2 separate regions of the Mus musculus genome follow, and region 1 is linked to region 2. The links are chromatin contacts, found by POLR2A ChIA-PET in ENCODE. All regions are on one chromosome and are shown on one strand. Each heading gives the region's core, a stretch centred on a gene start or an enhancer-like site at or near the end of the contact. The rest is flanking DNA. Distances are from core to core; before and after follow the strand shown.

Region 1 (7,001 bases), core at 4,075-6,574, 66 kb after region 2:
GCTTGAGGCATTGTGCCTGTCACTTTTTAATTGTCACTTTCTTTTGTGAGATGGGAATCGCATGCTATAGTTCCAGGTGGCCTCAAACTCAGTGCTAAGACTACAGGCATGTATCACCATGCCTGGTTTTAAGCTTCAAATTTTAATGTCTGTCCACTCCTGCAACCCAGTAAAAGCCTTGTCAGGGTGAGGGCGAGTCAGGACATAAGGCAAGCCCACTGCAAACTGGTCTCCATGGTGTTTCTCTCACAGTACAGTGCAAAACTTTGCAGACTGTAAAACATCTCTGAGCCAACTTCCTCTTCCATAAAATGGGATGGCTGACTCCATTAAACTGGTCAAGAACCCCAGGAAACTCATGGGAAAAGGACAGGGTGGGGGGCACTGACATTCCCTTCCCCAACCCCATTCTGCTCCGGGGGTCCCCCGCACTCACCTTCTCTGCCATCCCCTCTTCTCCTCCAATGAAAAAGTCTGTTTTGCGTCGAAGGAAGCTGAAGAAGGTGTTCACAAGCTGGAAGACAGAGCAGGAAGCTGAGGCCCCAGGGCTCAGGATGGGGGCCCTCATCTCCAGACAGCTCCCTAGTTTAGGGAGAATTTGAACTTGAACATTTTACTCTGCAGCGCCAACCTGAGCAGCCGGCCTCCCTCCAGGCTCCTGCAGTCGGCTCTGCTTGTGTGTATGTTCACACACTCACAGTGGACTCACCAGACACACTTCTTCTGCATCTGTGATTTGAAATGCCTGGACCAAGCTTTCATTGCCAGACAGAAAAGTCAAAGGCCCCACAGAGATGGCTCAATGGGAAGGGCCCTTGTGCAAGTCTGACAACCTGAGTTCCACTGCCCCCCCCCCCAAAAATAAAGTAATTCTTAAGAAGCTGGGCATGAGGCTGGGCGGTGGTAGCACACACCTTTAATCCCAGACTAAGGAGGTGGAGGTAGCAACCCCTCAGTTCGAGGCCAATCTGATCTACGGACCAAATTCCGGGAGAGCCAGGGCTACAGAGAAACCCAGTCTCAAAGGGGGAAAAAGAAAGAAAGAGATGCTGGGCATGGTGCCTTCCTCTCAAGTACACAAGAAAGACCAGAGGAACAGCCTGAAATATCAAGAGCGCAGAAGGACACACATGGTGGCACACACTTTAAATCCAGCATTTGGAAGGCAGGTGGGAATCATTGTGAGTTCTATGTTGACAAAGGATATTAAGACCCTGTCTCAAACAACGAAGTGTGGCAGATGTCTATAATCCCAGCAGAAGGAGGCTAAGGCAGGAGGAACAAAGTTCAAGGCCAGCCTTAGCTACATGGCAAATTTCAGGCATCCTGAGTTATGACATCATCCTGCAAAAACAAGGAACCAGTTGAGATGGCTCAGTGGTACCTACCAATCAATATTCTATTCCCAGAATCCACATAGCAGAAGCAAAGAACCACTCCTTCAGCATCCCTGTCCCCAGGCAGAGTGCTTGCCCAGCACGCTGAAGCCAGGGTCTCCCAGCAACTCATAAAACCAAGTACAGTGGTGAACCTTTATGATCCTAGCACTCACAGGCAAGGGACTTGAGAGGCCAGCCTGGCACACAAGTGAATCCATCACATTGGAAGTAACAATCCACGCTAAAGGTTGAGTGGAGTGACCCTGTCTTCCAGGCAGGAGAGCTGAGGTGGGCTATGGCTGAGCAGGAGATATGCTCTGCTAGGGACTTGGCTGTAGATGTTCCTAACTTTCTAACACTGCAGGGCTTAATCCTCAGACCTTATTCGGATCAACTGTAACAACAGACACCTGCCCTCAGATTGGCGAGGTGACTGAGCCCTGATGAGCACTTCCTGCTCTCACAGAGCCCCTGGATTTAGTTCTGGGCACTTGAGATGGCTGCTCAGAGTCATCTGTAACTCCAGATCTGACAAGCTCATCTGGCCTCATGGTACCAGGAGCACACACAACACACTCACAGGTGAACATTCACCTGTAAGGTAAAAATAAGTAAATGTAAAATAAATAAAGAAAAAAGAAGCCCTTAAGAGGCACAGACAGACGGATGGACGGTTGCCTACAAAGGCCAGAGTAGGAGTCCCTGAAGCTGGAATTACATGGTGCTGGGAATCAAAGTCAGGGTCTTAGGGAAGAGGATGTGCTCTGAAGTTAGCCATCTCTCAGAGCACTGTTGCTTTCCAGACGGGATCTTACCATAAGGTCCAACCAGCCTCAAACTCCCAGAGGCGCACCTGCCTTTGCCTTCCAAGTGCTGGAATTCAAAGTGAGCAGTACTGCACGCCTAGAATTTTTCCAATGAGAATGATAACTGAGTGTGGCGGCACAGTGCTGAGGAGGCTGAGGCAGGAGGATCACAGGTTTACAGTCAGCCTCAGCTATGCAGTGGGACTTGTCTTGTTTCCCACAGAAATGCTGGTTTAGTTTTTTGTTTTTTGTTTTTGTTTTTTTGGTTTTTCGAGACAGGGTTTCTCTGTATATTCTGGGCTGTCCTGGAACTCACTTTGCAGACCAGGCTGGCCTCGAACTCAGAAATCCACCTGCCTCTGCCTCCTGAGTGCTGGGATTAAAAAAAAAAACAAGCAAGCAAAAAATACAACCAACAACCAAAACCACAAGACCTGTGAAAAGCAACTTAAGAGGGGAAAGGGTTTATTTTGACCTATAGTTTCAGGCTTGGCCCATCACAGTGGGAAAGACAAGGAGCAAAAGCGTAGGGAGCCGGGCGGTGGTGGCACACGCCTTTAATCCCAGCACTCAGGAGGCAGAGGAGGCGGATTTCTGAGTTCGAGGCCAGCCTGGTCTACAGAGTGAGTTCCAGGACAGCCAGGGCTATACAAAAAAACCAAGTCTCGAAAAACAACAAAAAAAAAAAAAGCAAAGCTTAGGGAGATGGTCACGTCACATCCACAGCAAGCAGGGAGCACTGAAAGAGTGTCTTGGCTCAAGTGTTTTATGACAGGCCCATGCTCAGTCGACTCCTGGGGAGAAGCCCAAGCTGGCGCAGGCCCCCAGTTAGCACGACGACTCTCACTTGCCCCAGCCCCAGCGAGAGGTTCTGAATCTGAGACAGCCATCCCTACCTCTAGACACTTTGAGTTCACAGAAACAAAGTGGATTCACTCCCAAACACTTTCACATTGTGTCAGTTTAGGAACACGCAGACAAGGTTCACATTTGCAGATTAGACAAGACTCCCCCGCTTCAAGGGTTTAGAAGCCCTCAGTTAACACAGGCACCTAGAGAAAAAGACTTCGAAGGTGTGGCAACCAGTTTTATGTGCCTTGACACAAGTTAAAGTCATCAGAGAGGAGGGAACTCCAATTAAGAAACTGCCTCCATTGGATCAGGCTGCGGGCAAGCCTCTAGAGCAGCTTCTTAAGGAGAGATGGATGGAACCCAGCCTATTGGGGGCGGTACCATCCCTGGGCTGATGGTCCTGGGTTCTAGAAAGGCGGAGCAAGCCAGTAAGCAATGCCCCTCTATGGCCTTTGCATCCGCTCCTGCCTCCAGCTCTGGCCCCCCACTACTTTTGATGATGAGCTGTTCTGTGAACCTGTGAGTAAGATAAAGCCTTTCCTCTCATCAAGCTGCTCTTCCTGCTTCATCACAGCAGTGGTCACTCTGACCAAGACAGAATGGAAAGCCATCCCCAGTGACGGGTGGCAGGAGCCCGTCTCCTCGGGGACTTGGGGGCCTGGCTTTGGGTAAACTTGTCACTCTCTGACCCTCAGGTGCTTACAGAATGTAATATCTGGGTTTTCTACCTCTACCAGCTCATCTGCTACACACCCACTGTGTGAACTAGGTCTGGCCATTTAACATCACCTATGGGTTATTTGGGGGTTATTATATTTGTGGGTCTTACTATATATCCCTGATTGGCTTAGAAGTTGCTATACAGACCAGGCTAACCTCTAACTTGTAGCAATTTTCCTGCCTCTTCCTCCCCAGTGCTAGGACTCCAGTCACGCACCATCTTATCCTGACCAGCAAGATGAATCACTGGGTAAAATTGACTGCCTCAAAATCCTAGCAACTCAACCCTAAAAACCCAGATACTGGTGGCAGGAATAAACTGGCCCCTTAAAACTGTCCTGTCACAAACACTACTACTACTACTAATAATAATAATAATAATAATAATAATAATAAATTTCTTTGGTTTTGTTTTTTTTCTGAGACAAGGCTTCTCCGTGTAGCCCAAGCTGTACTAGAACCCATTCTGTAGACTAGGCTGGCCTCAAATTCAAAGATCCACCTGCCTCTGGCTCCTGAGTGCTGGGATTAAAGCAACACCCGGCTCCAAATAATTTTTTAAAGCAAGAAACCCTCAACAAATTCCCCAAATGCAAAGCCTAGTCTCTTCCGTGTCTGCATCCCCAGGACCCAGTCTTATTATGTGTCTGGTACACGACAATGACAAGTACTTAGGTGCTAGGCAGGGTGGCCCATATCCAAGTTCCCGCACTCTGAAGACAGAGGAAGAATAACCCTGATTTGGAAGTCACTTGGTCTATATAGCAAGTTCTGCGTAAGCCAGGGATATAGAGCAAGACCCTGACTCAAGAAAAAAAAACAACAGGAACTGATATTCCTAAGCTTCACCTCACAGACGAGGTAACTGAGGATAAACCAGGAGGGAGCTTAACCTACAGGTCTCCGGCTCACTTCCTCAGTCAGTATACTTTCAAGTATAAAGAGACCACGTGCTAACCGCCCCCCCGGGCTCTCACTACCCTACACAGTATTGATAGGCAGGCTCCACTTTGGGTAAGATGCAGATCATATCGAGAAGAGTCGGCCCAGAGATGCTCTAAAGAGTAACCACCATTAGGGATGCTCTACACAGTAACCATTAAAATGAAAGCAGAAACACCCGTGGAGCGCAGAGTGGGTGCGGAAGCTCTGGGGTCACTCTGGGACAACGAAAACTGCTCTTGGGGGCTAAGTGCAGGGCGCTGACGGCGTTGGAGCGAGACTTCACTCGCGGGCTGGGCAGACCGGAAGCTGGGACGCGGGGACCCGGGGACCCGCGCGGCCGGGGTGGGGGAGGTCTCGGCCGACCGCGGAGAAGGGCTGCGGCGCGGGCCACGTCGTTTACCTCCTGCACGCCGCCCTCGTGCTGCTGCGCCATGGCCAGCAGCATGCCGTCGAAGCGCTCCTCCTCCTGCTCCCCTCCCATCGTGCTGCGCCCCGAGCTCCGCACTCGCGTTCTGCGATGCCCGCGCTCCCCACGGTTCGCGCGGGCCCAACGGCTCCCCTCGCTAGCCTTCCGCAGCGGAGCCGGAAACACGCAGGAGCCGCCCGGCCGTGCGGGTTCGCCCTTCCCGGCTTTCTTCCCGCCTCCCCGCCCATCGGTGCCCATTGAGCTCCCGGAACACAACCCGCTTCTCTGGCCATTGGCTAAGCCGAGGAGCAAATCAACAGTCGCGGTCCCAAGGCAGTGGGCGGGGCTCGCTGCCGCAGAGTTTGGCTTGAGTTGCTATGGTCACCAGATACCTGGGAGCTTTCTAGAAAGCTCTGAGCTCACATCTTAATAGGGCTGGAAGTTTTGATCAAGTGATACTGTTAGCCTTCTCCTCCTACAAGCCGCAGTTAAGACTCAGGAAGAAAGCACTCACCAAAGGGTCAACCTACTAGACGTTTAAGAAAAGAGCACAAAACTGTAGTTTGAGTAGAACAGTTTTACAAACTGTTTGCACTAGGATTAATGCTCTTTCATTACTGTCTGAAAATCCTTAGTTTTTCTGTTTTTTTGTTTGTTTGTTTTGTCGTTGCTGTTGACGGCAGAGGTGATGGCTTGTTTTGTTTTGTTGAGACATGCCCCGTGTATCCAAGGCAAAGACAAACTTGTGTTCCTGGCCTGCCTGCCTTCACTTCCAAGCACTGAGATTGCATGCAGGCTTGTATAGCCTGAAGATTCCCCACCGCCGGCGCGTACATTTATTTATTACTTTGTAAACCTGAGAGTGCTATACTGTTACAAGATTATTACATTAACTTTTCCAGAGAGCCTGGCTATCTCACACCTTGGAATAGGAACTCTTAAGGGTTGAACGTCACTCCCAAAGAGCAGGTTCCTTCTATCAGATTGAGGTCTCTGAGAGCTGGTCTGGGTCATCTCCATGTTAGAAGCTGTGCTGATTAATTTTATATCAACTTGACATTAGAGTCAGCAGAGAGGAGGGTGCCACAATTGAGAAAATGCATCCTTAAGATCCTTCTGTAGGCAAACCTGTAGGGTGTTTTCTTAATTAGTGATTGATGGAGAAGGTCAGCCCACAGTGGGTGGGGCTATCTGTGGGCTAGTGGTCTTGAGTTCTATAAGGAAGCAACACCTTCTATGATCTCTGCATCAGCTCCTGCCTCCAGGTTCCTACCCTGTTTGAGTTTCTATTCTTACTTTCTTCAAAGATGGACTAATATGTGGAAATGTAAGCCAAATAAACCTTTTTCTCCCCAATCTGTTTTTGGTCATAGTATTTCATCACAGCAAAAGAAACCCTAGTACAAGCCAGGCAGTGGTGGCAGGTGCCTTTAATCCCAGCACTTGGGAGGCAGAGACAGGTGGATTTCTGAGTTCGAGGCCAGCCTGGTCTACAGAGTGAGTTCCAGGACAGCCAGGGCTATACAGAGAAACCCTGTCTCAAAAAAAAAGAAAAGAAAAAAGAAAAGAAGGAGGAGGAGAAGAAAAAGAAAAGAAAAGAAAAAAGAAGAGAAGAGAAGAGAAGAGAGAGAAGAGAAGAGAAGAGAAGAGAAGAGAAGAGAAGAGAAGAGAAGAGAAGAGAAGAGAAGAGAAGAGAAGAGAAGAGAAGAGAAGAGAAGAGAAGAGAAGAGAAGAGAAGAGAAGAGAAGAGAAGAGAAGAGAAGAGAAGAGAAGAGAAGAGAAGAGAAGAGAAACCCTAATACAGAAGGCCTGGACTTCTCTGAGCAAATGGCTTGCTTTCAGACTCTGGGCTATAGTAATCCTAGTCCTAGCCTTCTCTCACTCTTCAGGTAT
Region 2 (6,453 bases), core at 94-2,593:
GCTTGGGGATTAGACCCAGGATCTTGCACTAGGCAAGCATTCCGAGCCACTGAGCCAAATCCATGTGCAGGAGAGTATTATGCCTGGACCTCAAACGCTTTCATCAGTAGCCTCGGGGATCTAGAGTTCAGAGACAACTCAGTCAAAGATCTCATTTTTATTTCCCTCGTTTTGTGGCACCAGAGGTTGAAGCCTGGGTCTCCGGCACACTAGGCGAGCAATTGGTCAGCGCTTTATATCTCCAGCCTGTTGATGTTGTTGTTGACAGGGTCTCACTGTATATCCCCGGCTGACCCAGAACTCAACAGGCAGACAAGGATAACTGAACGTCTTATCCTCCTGCCCACACCACTGGAATGCTGGGGTTACACATCTGGTGGAACACACGGGGCCTCCTCCAGGGGTTTTTAGAGTGGCCTGAGGCTGGGGCCGGCTTTCAGAAAGAAGAAATGTGTGTTCTGGTTTGAGGCAGGTCAAGCTGTGCCCTGACAGAAACTGGGGTATAGTAGCTGTTTCTAAGTCCTGGATTCTTCTTCCCTGTCTTTTAATCCTTAGTCTGCCTTTTAGGAAAATGGAAGGCTACAGAATTTGCTATATTATTATTACGAGAATGACAAGAAAAAAATACTGCGGCGATGAACAGGGCGATTCGATTTCGATTCTCCCTCCTGCCCATGACACATATATTTAAAATCTGAAAAGGAGGAGGGGATAAGATTCAAAAGTAGCAATAAGCCTCGGCCTCTATGATCTGTAGAGAGAAAGAGAAAAAAAATAGTAATATCCATCCCAGAAAAACCCTGGGTGGGCCCAGATGGAGCAAAGAGCTACATAGATCTTTAAACCTCCATCAGGACCATAACTGACACTCACATGCTACATGATGATGGGTAATAACGCCCTCTCTCTAAGCAGATTTCACCTCACCTAAGATGGAACAGGTACGCCAGGCATGCGGTAATTCGAAGGGCCAATCAAAGGAATAAATTAGAAAGCGGCCGGGCCGCCTTGTCAACACGGCAACATTACTCTACACAGACCTCCCTCGACTTCTGCCGCTGGAGGGCGCTGTCCCTCTAAGTCCCGGCAGGCTCGGGCCAATCGCAAGCAGCAGCTTCTTTAAAGACCAAAGGAGGGAATTCGGTCCGAGAGAGGGGGCGGGGAAGGGGCGTGCCTTTCAGCCAATCAGAAACTCCTGAGAGCCAGCGATTCCCTTGCAAAACTGTGTTGGCCCGTGATAGGGGGAGGGACAAGAGGAGGGCATCTCCTGCTGTGTGACAGCTGTGCTGACCAATGGGCGTGCGGCCCGCGGCCTATAAGTGTCAGCTGGGCCCGAGCCGCCTGGCTCTAAGATCTGTTAGTCCTCCCTGCCGTCGGGGGTGTTCCCTGGGTTTGCCTCGCCGCCGCCGGGTCCCCGCACCCCGCCTTGGCCCGTGCACAGCCACTCTCCCTGCCCTCCTCGCCTTCACCATTCCCGGGTTTCTGCCGTCCAGGCACCGGGGCCGGGTGAATGATGCCGTCGGAGAGTGGAGCTGAGAGCCTGGAGCAGCCAGCTGCGCAGGTGGGGACCGGTGCAGCCTCGGCAGTGGCCACGGCTGGGGCGGCCGGCGGCGGCCCGGACCCGGAGGCCTCCTCGGCCTCCCTGGGACGGCACCAGAGTCGGCTGAGCTGGCCACAGGTGAAGCGGCTGGACGCGCTGCTGAAAGAGCCGATCCCCATTCACGGACGAGGCAACTTCCCCACGCTGAGCGTGCAGCCCCAGCAGATCGTGCAGGTGAGGGGGACCCTGGCAGGGTCGGGGGTGGGGTGGTGCTCTGCTGCAAGGTACCTGGAGTCTATGACTGGCCGGGAAGCTAGGGAAACTAAGAAACAGGAACCCGACTACTAGTTCAGCTCTTCCTGCACCCTGCTGAGCTTGCCTGCTTGCCGTTCTGGGGACCTCTTATTCCCTTGGGAACCACTCACCAAGACCCTGGCTGGGAAATGGGGTGGAGATGGAGGAGGCACTAGATGGGACATCGCCCTGGCAGTCGCCAGTGAGGAGGGTGTGTACCTGGTTCCAGAATAGCTTTTCTTCTTCTACCTCACATCCTTGGACCTCCTGCACCCTCAGGGTTCTAGGGCACTCTGCCCTTGTGTTCCCACAACCCTTAGCTCAAGAAGCCTTGGCTAGGTGAAACAGCCCAGAAATTCCTGGGAAAGCTCCCAACCTCCCACGTGTTGCGGCCAGACCGGAGACCTCACCCCTTTGAAGATAGCATCAAATTTCCATTTTAGGGGTTCCTTCTCCCTTAAGGCTAGAATGAAGGCCGGCCCAAGGTTCAGACCCCAAAACACTATCTCCCTCCTGAGGATCAGATTCTGGCAGCTGCCCCCCTCCCCCATCAAACTACAGCTCTTTTAACCTAACCCTGCAAGACCCCAAACTTGCTCTTTCTGCATACAGCCCGAGCACTGTGGAATTCTGAAATACCAGAGGATGCCCGTTCTTATACCCCATTCTAACTGAGGCCTCGGGTGGGAGGGTGAGCTACCTACCAAAGGCTATCCAGTGAGGTGGAGGTCAGGTTCAGGGAGGGAGTCCTGGAGCTCCCCAGGAACAGATGGTATCTGATCAACAGTTCCTCTCCCCCCCCATCCCCATCCCACCCCACTCCCCAGATTCCCAAACTCAACATCTAGTCCTGAAGTCCCTGTATAATGAAACCCAGAAAAGTTAGCTAGTGCTAGTTCCTGTGTGTTCCTGTCAATCATGGTCTTTCCACACAAGCCAGGTAAAGCTGGGCTTTATCATTCCCCACCCCCTTACTACAGCCTTCCACAGAGAGGGAGGGTGGCTGTTGGGGGACGGTCAGTCTTGCCCTCCCTCCCTAGGAACGGGGAATGAGGTGGAGGGTGTGGGGATGGATTCTCGAGGGCTGACTCACTGGCTGTCCCAGTGGGGCTGGCTATGGCATTCCATGCTCCCCTGACGTTGCCTGGATTATTAGTAAATGGCTTCAGCTTGTTTTGTTTTGAGATTAGGGTCCTCCTATGTTTTGTCCAGGCACCTATGAAACTCAAATGATCCTCCTGCCCCCAGCTTCCTCTGTAGCTGGGACTACAGGTGTGTCGCTACCCTTATGCTGGTTTTTCTCTGGAAGGAAACCCCCAGAATTCCAGGCAGGATGGGAAGGAAATGGGGGCACTCAGAGTGACTAGGCCTCTCTGCAGGGACAGGTATCCGAACTTGAGCAGGAATGTGACTGGGTACCCACCTCGGTCCCCCAGTCATGTGAGGGGAGTGAGTCTGTGGGAGCCAATTGCACGGCACAGTCCTCCTGAGCTGGTCATCCCAGAACAGGGAGCTGTTAGCTGTGGAGTGGAGAGGTGGCAGAGGCCTCCTGTAAAGTCCATTGTTTCTTCCTTCTATTGGGCTCAGTGGCCCCATCTGTCCAATGGATGTGGGTTTGACTACTCAGCAGTATCCTTTCTGGTTCCAGACTCCCAAGGGACCATGCGCCTTCACCTGCCTATGCAGCCAATCTGTCTTCTGGTGGGGATCCGCAGCTGACGGCTCTTAAAGCTGTTGGGATGTGGGGGGGGGGAGCTGCAGGAGGGAGATATGGGGGAGAGGAAGGAGCCTGCTAGGGCTTCTCACAAGTGCTAAGTTGTCTCTGCTGTCAAGAATGGAAGCCTTCTGCCTCTGCGCCCAACAAGGTCTTCCCTCCAGCCAACAGTCTGAGCAGCTAGGAAAACAGATCCTTGCTTGTGGTGCCTGGTTAAAGAGACCCACTTTCTTACAGGAGCCCCCTTTGCCATTGCTCTGGAGACCAGGTCTGAGTTCAATTCAGCCAGTTCCTGACTTTGTGACCTTGAGTGAGTCACTTGCTTTCTTTCTCTGGGCCCAGAGAATTGAACTGAACGATCCGATCTCTCCAGCTGCAGCCAGAGGGCTTGCTCTTGCAAGCTTTGCATAGTCTTCAGTCTTCCTAAGATCTCAGCAGAAACCCTGGGCAGAGCAGTTTGGGGAATTGGGCGCCTCAGCAAGGAAGAAAGGGGGGGTACAGTCCCTGTTCTGCAGTGGCTGGAAAGTCTGATTGGGGAGGCTGCAAACTGCCCTGCAGTCCTTGGGTGTGGCAGTATCTGGGGACCGCCTGTCAAACTGGCTGTAGTCACACCTGGGAAAGAGACAACAGCCAATGGTTGGGTGACACAGCTGGCCCCATGGCCCTGACGCAGGGGATTTAATGAGAGAGTTGCTACCTACTTACCAGGCCAGAAGCCATGCCCTGGGGTGGGCATCAGCTGAGGAACAGGAGTTGGCACTAAGGCCCAGTCAGCTCACCTGGGACTGGGGGAGGGGATGGTCTGCACTTTTCTCATTGGTTACCTGGGACAGTTGCCAAGATGTGCCATGAAAGATCCATTTGACAACTGCAGTAACTTCCCAGCCCCCACCTTCCCACCACTAACTGCTCTGGGACTCAGAGATTTGAGGTTCATTCTCACTTTGAAAAAAAAAAAAGTATGGTGTTGCCCCTGCAATTCCATCCTTAGGGGATGGAGGTAGGGGGTTGGAAGTTCAAAGTCAACCTCAACTATTCTGAGGCCAACTTGGGCCACTGAGACTCTGTCTCAAAACAATTTTTATGTAAGATAGATAGATAGATAGATAGATAGATAGATGATAGATAGATAGATAGATAGATAGATAGATAGATGATTGATAGATAGGTGATTGGTAGATGATTGCTAGATGATAGATAGATAGATAGATAGATAGATAGATAGATAGATAGATAGATGATTGATAGATGGCAGGTAGATAGAGAGATAGGTGATAGATGATTGATAGATGGCAGGTAGATAGAGAGATAGGTGATATAGATGATTGATAGATGGCAGGTAGATGATAGATAGATGGATGGATAGATAGATAGATAGGTAGATAGATAGATAGATAGATGGATGGATGGATGATTGATAGATAGATGACAGACATGGAGAAATTGGTTGACACACAGTTTTGCTATAATATCCCAGTTGGTATCCAACTCCCAGTAATCCTCCTGCCTCAGCCTCTCAAAGTGTTAGGATTTCAGACATTCTCCACCACACCCAGCTAAAGTGTTGAAAGGTCAGGAGGATTAGAACACAAATGGATCTAGTCTGCTGCTTCTGAAGCCTGGGCTTGAGTGTGGTAAGAGGGTAGGCTGTCCTGGGGGGTGGGGAGGCAACTGTAGAGAGTGGCTAAGGACCGGCTTGGAGTCAGTCTTACATGGGTTTGATCTTAAGGATGCCTCTTCACGCCTGTGAATCTAAGCTTCCCCATCTATACCGTGGGGATCGTGAAGACCATCCCTGTAGGTTCTCATTGGTTACTTCTGTTAGGTTTTGGTGCTGGGGGTGGAGTCCAGGGCCCTACACATGTTAAACATGTCCTCTGCAGCTCAGCCACACCCCAGTCCCCTCTCCCACCATGGATTCTGCTGAGGTCCTGCATCTGGTGCTTACTAAATACCTGACCGTGGTACTCCTCCCTTTCCCACACCATGTGCTGAACGTTCCTGTGGCCAGTCCTTTCCTTCCCACCCCCATTACCATGACAACTCCTTCCGGAAGTCTTCCTGGAGGGAGCCGCCCCGCCGCCTGCCGCCTCGCCTCGGATTGCCCCACCGCGGCTTGCCTCCTCAGCATTTAGATGCATTCTTTGCAGTTAATTCCCTGGGAGGCCAGAGAACAACCTGCCCCAGAGCTGGCGCTGACTTGGCAGTGAGGTGGGGTAGCAGAGTCACCAAGGGCAGGAATGCTGCCTGGTCACTTTCAGGACCGTGTGTGAAGGGCTTGGGGTTGCTGAGAAACCTAACGTCTGTATTCACCCTAGCTCCCCTCTCCTCCCACGGCTGCCACTGCCCAGGGCTCTAGCTAAGACTTACAGGTGTCCCTGTCCTGTTCCCATGCCATCAGCCCTGGGGCTCCAGGTGGGGTCCTCCGGATGCTTCTGCCTCAGCCTTTTAAGTGGCTGGGGAATCACAGCTTGGAGGCTTGCTTAGTCTTCCCATCTGGAAAGTTCATGTGGTGTTTTGCTTCCCTGGTTCCTTGGGGTGGCGCGCGTGCGCACAAGCACATTTCATAATCGAAAGACACGGGCCTGGAAAGAGGGCTCAGCAGGTAGGAGCACTGGCTGCTCTTGCAGGGGACTGGCTTCTATTCCCATCACCCACATGACATCCTGTAACCACCTGTATAACTCCTGTTCCAAGAGACCTGAAGATCTCTTGTGGCTTCTATGGGCACTTGTATCCATCCATGCAGGCAAAGCACACATGCACATAGAATTAAAAAAAAAAATCTTTTAAAACTTGAAAAGTGTAAGAATCTATAATCGTGGCACATGCCTTTAAACCCAGCACTCAGCAGGCAGAGCTCTTGAGTTTGGGGCCAACCTGGTCTACAGAGCGAGTGTTAAAG

The links. ChIA-PET counts read pairs that join two places held with the same protein, here RNA polymerase II (POLR2A).
Region 1: POLR2A ChIA-PET joins it to region 2 with 23 read pairs in embryonic stem cell. The contact joins the promoter of Nudc here to the promoter of Tent5b in region 2. POLR2A ChIA-PET finds 5 or more read pairs at or near these places in 3 of 5 experiments (Patski and embryonic stem cell).

What each region holds. Positions count from the first base shown.
Region 1 is chr4:133,540,703-133,547,703 of GRCm38, forward strand. Nudc (nudC nuclear distribution protein) reads right to left here and starts at 5,325. Exons shown (of 8, transcript NM_010948.3): 1 at 5,103-5,325; 2 at 437-514. The coding sequence starts at 5,183.
Region 2 is chr4:133,478,790-133,485,242 of GRCm38, forward strand. It overlaps Tent5b (terminal nucleotidyltransferase 5B), which reads left to right and starts at 1,344. Exons shown (of 2, transcript NM_175307.6): 1 at 1,344-1,774. The coding sequence starts at 1,511. Gm13257 (a long non-coding RNA gene) reads right to left here and starts at 5,834. Exons shown (of 3, transcript XR_390815.4): 1 at 5,504-5,834; 2 at 4,254-4,372; 3 at 2,688-4,160.